2 separate regions of the Homo sapiens genome follow, and region 1 is linked to region 2. The links are chromatin contacts, found by Hi-C or POLR2A ChIA-PET in ENCODE. All regions are on one chromosome and are shown on one strand. The core of a region is the stretch at or near the end of the contact, and the rest is flanking DNA. Distances in the headings are between cores, read along the strand shown. Region 1 holds the start of PRELID3A (PRELI domain containing 3A). Region 2 has its middle 82 kb from the start of LDLRAD4.

Region 1 (3,369 bases), core at 702-3,201, 730 kb after region 2:
GTATAATTTTATGGTATGTAAAGTATCCTTCGGTAAAGCTTAAAAAAAATAAATGGGAGTTAGCAGCTGCAACAATTTTCAAAAGCATCAACTGTGATTTTTCACAGCTAGCTATTCATTTGTGCTTGTCCACAGACATTTCACAAACCTCTAGGGCAGACCTCGGCCATTCCATGAGAAAACTGAGCCCCAACCACCTGGCACTCCTGGTATGCAATGACTTAACTGTCCACAGCATCCAGACGGCTCAGTGATGCCCCCATCCTTGTTGCTGATGGAAACCCACTTGAGAAACACTGCAAGCCATACAAAAAATTAGATCCCATCAAGTCTAAAGACTTCATGAAAAATAATTTCAGAGGTTTTGAAACCACTTGATATATTTTTATTATAATTTTACATGTTTAAAGTCAGGCCAGTCACGGTGGCTCACACCTATAATCCCAGCACTTTGGGAGGCCGAGGCGGGTGGATCACCTGAGGTCAGGAGCTCGAGACCAGCCTGGCCAACATGGCGAAACCCTGTTTCTACTAAAAATACAAAAATTAGCCGGGCGTGATGGCCCACACCTGTAGTCCCAGCTACTCAGGAGGCTGAGGCACGAGAATCACTTGAACCCAGGAGGGGGAGGTTACAGTGAGCCAAGATCGCGCCATTGCACTCCAACCTGGGTGACCCAGCGAGCCTATGTCTCAAAAAAAAAAAAAAAAAAAAAAAAACCCAGCCTGGGTGACAGAATGAGACTCTGTCTCGAAAAAAATAAATAAAAAGAGTCAAAGGATGACAATTTCCTTCCACGCAGTACTTTTTTTCCCCCCAAAATAAAATATTTAATGCTTAAGTGAGGTCAGATAATTAAAAAATCTTTGTTGCTGTAAATAAACATTAAAGAATAATTTCAGTGTGTCACAGATCACTGACTTAAGGAAAAGATACCACTTAGGTTAGGAGGGCACTTTTTTCTTCTTTTTATTTGCACAATTCTATGGAGTATATGTGCAATTTCGTTACATGCATAAATTTCGTAGTGGTCAAGTCAGGACTTCTAGGGTATGCATTACCCGGGAAGGTGTCTTGCACCCATTAAGCAATTCTCATTATCCTCCCTGCACCCACCCCCTCACCCTTCAGAGTCTCCATCATCTGACGTTCCACTCTCCACATCCATGTGAACACATTCTTAAGCACCCACTTAGGAGTGGGAACATGCGATACTTGTCTTTCTGGGCCTGGCTTCACTTAAGATAATGACCTCCACTTCCATCCGTGTGCCGGGGGAGCATTTTTAAACAGTTCGAGGTTTTCCACGCTAGCTTGGAGGCCTTCCATGCCTACAAGTGAGTTCAGAGCCAGGGCCCCCGAAATGCCTTCTGCCCCTTTAGCTTCCTCCAGAGCTCACAGCCCGCCGTGGGCCCTCCGTGAAACGCGCGGAAGGTTTATGACAATCTCAGCAAAGGCGCCAGCTTGCAGGCCTCTCCCCTGCCCTGCTCCCGACCCCAAGGAGAGCAGCGAGCGCCAGGCCCCCGGCCGCCCCCCCGGCTCCGGCCGCCCCCGCCCCGGCCGCCCCCGCTCCGGCTGCCCCCGCCCTGGCTGTCGACCACCAGCGGGGCCTCTGTGCCTGCAGCCAGGCCCCTGCGCACGCCGGGGGAGAGGCCGTACCCGGCGCAGAGCCTCGCCCAGACCGCGGTCCCGGGGAAGCGCGCGTGCCCTCTCCGGGACGCCGAAGTTGCGGTCTGGGAACGGCCGGCGCGGGGCGGGGATCTCCGCGAGGCCCGCTGTGAGGTCCGGCCTTTCCTGGACCGCTCCAGCCGGGCTCGGGAGCAGGAGCCGGCGTCTGGACGGCCCCACCGCGGCCCTCAGCCCGGCCTCACCCAAACACGTGCTCCGAGCTCCAGATCTTCATTGCCGCCGGCGCAGGGCGCGGGCTCTGCGATCCGGGCCGGGTGCTTCGGGCCGCGCGGCTCCGGGCGCGGCGTGGGCGGGGCCTCGATGGGCGGGGCGCCCTTGGATGCCGCCCACCCCGTCTGGTGGCTAGGCTGGCTGCAGCGGCTAAAAATAGCTCTGCGGGCGCGGCTGTGGCGCAGCCCCAGACCTGCGCTGCTACCCTGGGGTGCGCGATGCGCGCTTGCTGCAGATGCCGCGGGCGTAGGAGGCGACGCTCGTCCTTACTCCCACTGTCCAAATTCTCCCAAGGCCCTGTCCAGCTACGCCGGTTTGTACTGTCGGGGACGTGTGATGAAAAACAAACCTGCCAACCCTCAAAACTCCACTGCAGTTTGGGTCTTGAACAAACATTAAACCAGCATGTGAGGCCGGGCGCGGTGGCTCACGCCTGTAATCCCAGCACTTTGGGAGGCCGAGGCGGGCGGATCACGAGGTCAGGAGATCAAGACCATCCTGGCTAACACGGTGAAACCCCGTCTCTACTAAAAATACAAAAAATTAGCCGGGCGTGGTGGCGGGCGCCTGTAGTACCAGCTGCTCGGGAGGCTGAGGCAGGAGAATGGCGTGAACCCGGGAGGCGGAGCTTGCAGTGAGCCGAGATCCCGCCACTGCACTCCAGCCTGGGCAACAGAGCGAGACTCCGTCTCAAACAAAACAAAACAAAACAAAACAAAACAAAACAAAACCAGCATGTGATGTGCATCACAAGCAATCCGCCAAATAGGCTGCAAAGACAGAAATCTCAGCCTGTATCAAACAGCCGGGAGGATGCAACCTACCCCACGCATGCTCCCGAGGTAAACGAGACAGCCCTCCGGGGAGGGGACTCCACTACACCATTTGTCGCAGAGTTCATCCTAAATTCGCCTGATGATGGAGTGGCCATTGGTAAATGCAGTGGCCATTTGCGTTTGCTAATTGCCTTTATCCAAAGGAAAAATGAATTTTCATACCTTTATGACAGGAGGTAGGTTTACAATTTGAAGCCAGGTGCTCTCTGGTAGCTGGGCTCCTACCCTCCCACAAAACTGGGAGACGGGGATGACATTTCAAAGAGATGACTCCCAAGTCCTTGAGAAAATACATTCTTGAGTTATAAAACTGGGGGGAAATCTTATTTAGCTTTAAAAAAATGTACGTGTATCTCAAAAAGAATTTGTGATTACAACTTGGCAAATCCTCTAAGGAAAAAGAGTCTCCCTTTCGCATAAACTACTTTTTAGCTTTGCAAAGTACCCTGCACTGCCACAAACGAAGTTGAAGTGCACGGAAGTGAGATGCTTGTTCTAAGAAGAGGGTACTCTTCTCCAGGATGAGATAGGGCGAGAGGGCAGGGCCCTTGTCTGAGTCGGCTGAGTCTCAGCCTAGAGCAGCGCCTGGCGCCCCTGGGGCGTCCGTGGGCGTGGGGAGCGCATTTGTGCAGT
Region 2 (3,052 bases), core at 47-2,546:
TGGCCATCCTTTCTAGGACTCACGGGTCTGAGGCAGGAGAATAGGGTATGGAGGCAGATCACCTAAGGCCGTTTCACGCGGACTTCCTAGAACTATATTGAAAGGAAAACTCTTAACTTTCCACGCCTAAGTAACAAAAGGACCAGAGGTTACTCTTTGCAAACCCCCCACCTTTTCTGTGGGGCCGAAGGGAAACTGGCTGTCCACAACCAATCAGACTGATTGCCACCAGTCTTCCTTTGCATAGAAGTCCAACTTTGTAACTTTCACTTTAGCCTCTTAACGTTAGCTTTTTGCAACCAATCAGATGTTTGCGCAGGAGTGTGACCTTTGTAACTTCACTTCAGCCTCTGGTTGGCTGCTTTCCGCAACCAATCAGACCGATTATGGGCCACCACTTTATTTACATGAAGGGAGCACATGAGTGGCCAATGGGAAACCTCTAGCGGGTATTTGGACCGAGAAGATTGTATAACGCAGCCCTTGAGCCTGCTCAGGCCGCTCCCACACTGTGGAGACTACTTTCGTTTTCAATAAATCCCTGCTTTAGTTGCTTCCTTTTTTCCTTGCTTTGCAGCACGTTTTGTCCAATTCTTTGTTCAAAACGCCAACCTGGACAACTTGCAGTTAGGACCCTCTACCGGTAACACGACCCCTTCCCTTGTATGAGTTCATTTGATGTTCACCACCTACAAGGCCCCAGGGCTAATATGAGCTCTACTTTTCAGATGAGGAAACTGAGGCACAGAGCGGTAAAGTACCATGAGTCTGGTGGACAGACCCTTAAACTCAGGCCGCCCTGCGGCGGTGCCCTTTCTTTACGCCAGAGCGGGGGTGCCGGGACATATATGAGCACCCTGGGGAAGCCCCCAGGAGAAACAGGAAGGACTGGCTTTAGGAGGAGAGGGACGGCAGAGGGTAGGGGGTAGAGGCAAAAAGCCAGGGGCGCAGCGGCGGAGCTCTGGCGCTGGAGCCAAGGTATAGGGGCAGCGGGGCTGCGGCGGGGACCAGCCTCCCCAGCCGGGCCTCCTCCCCACCTGCGCTTCTGTGCATCGGAAGTGGGCTCGCTCCGTTGCCCCCTTCCGCCTCCAACCCCTGAAAAGCAAGACGAGGCTGAGCTCGGAGCACCGAACTGCCCCCAGAGCGCCCGGCCGCCCCCACAGCTCGCGCCGAGCGCGGACTCCCCAAGCCAGACGTTTCCTCCTGAGGTCCCCCCGCAGAGGGGTCGCCATTCCTGCTTTTGCCTGCGCCGCGAAAGCGGGCTGTTTTCGCCTCCGTCCGCCCCGCGTGGACTCGCCAGCAGCGCCGCCTCCCACCGCGACCGCAGCCTCGGCCCAGCCGCCACAGCAGTTGTCTCGATCCGGATTTCTCCTAGGCCGGCGCCTCTTGGTGCTGCCTGGGAACCCCGCAGACGCGCGCCTCAGGACCCCTGAAACACGCGCCGGCGGGGACCCCCAGTTCTGCACCCGCAGTCACGAGGCCCCGCCAGGGTGGCGACGGTTCGCTTCTGCCCGGGCCTCCCCTGTGGCTCCGAGCGCGGAGGGGAAGGTGCGGGCACCCCACTCCCTGGGGGGACTGGACTCCGTACACACGCGCCGGGCCTCGCGCCCCGAAAGGAGGCTCTGGGGCCGCCCCGCTCCTCTGGGCATTTTCTGGCACCGAAAGTGCGGAGCGAGCCCCCCAGCCGAGCACGGCTGACTAGGTTTCCCTGGCACAGGCTGCAGGCTGCTTGCCCGGCGCTGACTCCTTTCCCAGCGACTCCCGAGGGGCGGCTGTCCTCTTGCTCGGAGCCGGCGTCCCCAGCAGCGCGCCCAGGCCCTCCGTGTGGCCCGCTCATTCCCGCGGCCCGCCGGGCCGACTCCGCCGACGGCCCATGCAGACGGCCTCAGGCCCGGCGATCTGGTATTCACAGCGCAAAATGGCATTTGAATATTCATTGTGCGCATGCAGCATTTTCCAGAGAACACACAAAGATCTCTCACCACAATTATCTTGCTCCAGCTTTAAAATATTAGCTGTCACTTCTTTCACGAATCTTGTGAGAAAGTAAAGTCTTTTTTTCTTAAATTCTTTTTCCCTTGAACGCAATTACCACCTCATTCATGGCTCTTTGTGGCCACCTAATCTTGGGATTATGCCAGTGACATGACCACAAAGCAGCATGACTGACGTACCTGACAGCTCTGGCTGGTGACACGGCGGCCACAGTGAGAGGCAGCCTTTGTGGAATGAGTTCCACTGCCGCCCGCCTCGCAGGGAAGCCGGGCAGGAAGGTGTAGCCGAGAGCCGCCAGGGGACCATCCCCACCCGCGGGGACGCTTGCTTTTAACTCGAGGGCCCTGCGCACTGAGGAGCAAGGATGCCGGGGCACACCCACCTGATTCCCCCATTGTTGCCCAACATAAAACGTCTGCACCCCCATTTGGTTTGTGACTATACAGTAAAGCAACCAGGTCTGGGGACTTGGGTCCCACGGTGGAGGCCCTAGTCAGCCTTCCCCAGGCCCTCCCCACGACCGCCCTAGCCCGGTACCAATGCAAGCCCTGTGCAGCCACGCCAAGTGCAGGCACAACACAACACGTGCTGGCAGCAGATCCACTCAATTGTGCATGCACCCGGCCCCATGAAGACCCCACACTTTTGATTCCAGCTTAGCACATGGGAACTTACCTGGGATCAGCCATTCACAGGGCTTCACTAGCTTCTGGTGTGTTGGGTTGGTTATATTCTCTGACTTTCGTTCTCTCCTCCACCTTCTCTTTTCAGACCACAGAAATAATACATATTATTCAAAAATCAAACGTGATAGACATAACGTGAACAATAAACATCCTGCCATCCGCCTTCCCAAAGGCACCCTGCTTTCTCTGCCTGCAGATGTTCCCTGAAGTGTTCTTGGTGCACCTGCATCCAACATGAGTAATTTTCCTTACAGAAAAGGATCACACTATACATACTGTTTACACCTTTTTAATTTTATTCTCTTGGTCATCTTTGCATGATTAACATATTTTAGTAACTGATCTTTAATCAGTTTTAGGGGTAGCCTCAG

The links. A loop is a pair of places that touch in the nucleus more often than their neighbours do. ChIA-PET counts read pairs that join two places held with the same protein, here RNA polymerase II (POLR2A). Pooled maps may share reads with other maps.
Region 1: a pooled map shows a loop between it and region 2 (11-fold over the local background). The contact joins the promoter of PRELID3A here to the enhancer-like site in region 2. A Hi-C loop is called at or near these places in 1 of 37 single-sample maps with no recorded cell type and 6 of 50 pooled maps. POLR2A ChIA-PET finds 5 or more read pairs at or near these places in 1 of 52 experiments (activated CD8-positive, alpha-beta memory T cell).

Annotation. Positions count from the first base shown.
Region 1 is chr18:12,406,511-12,409,879 of GRCh38, reverse strand. It overlaps PRELID3A (PRELI domain containing 3A), which reads right to left and starts at 1,951. Exons shown (of 7, transcript NM_001142405.2): 1 at 1,873-1,951. The coding sequence starts at 1,904. RefSeq lists enhancers at 1,124-1,373, 1,231-1,890, 1,891-2,552 and a silencer at 1,574-2,153.
Region 2 is chr18:13,135,460-13,138,511 of GRCh38, reverse strand. No RefSeq gene overlaps it. Among named protein-coding and RNA genes, the nearest start is that of LDLRAD4, 82 kb to the left of the region's middle. RefSeq lists enhancers at 208-502, 511-560, 1,675-2,253, 2,254-2,833 and silencers at 1,591-1,710, 1,781-1,830. Within about 2 kb of position 1,296, at least 27 of the 41 ENCODE cell types and tissues checked have a DNase peak (open chromatin) inside an H3K27ac peak, as active enhancers do.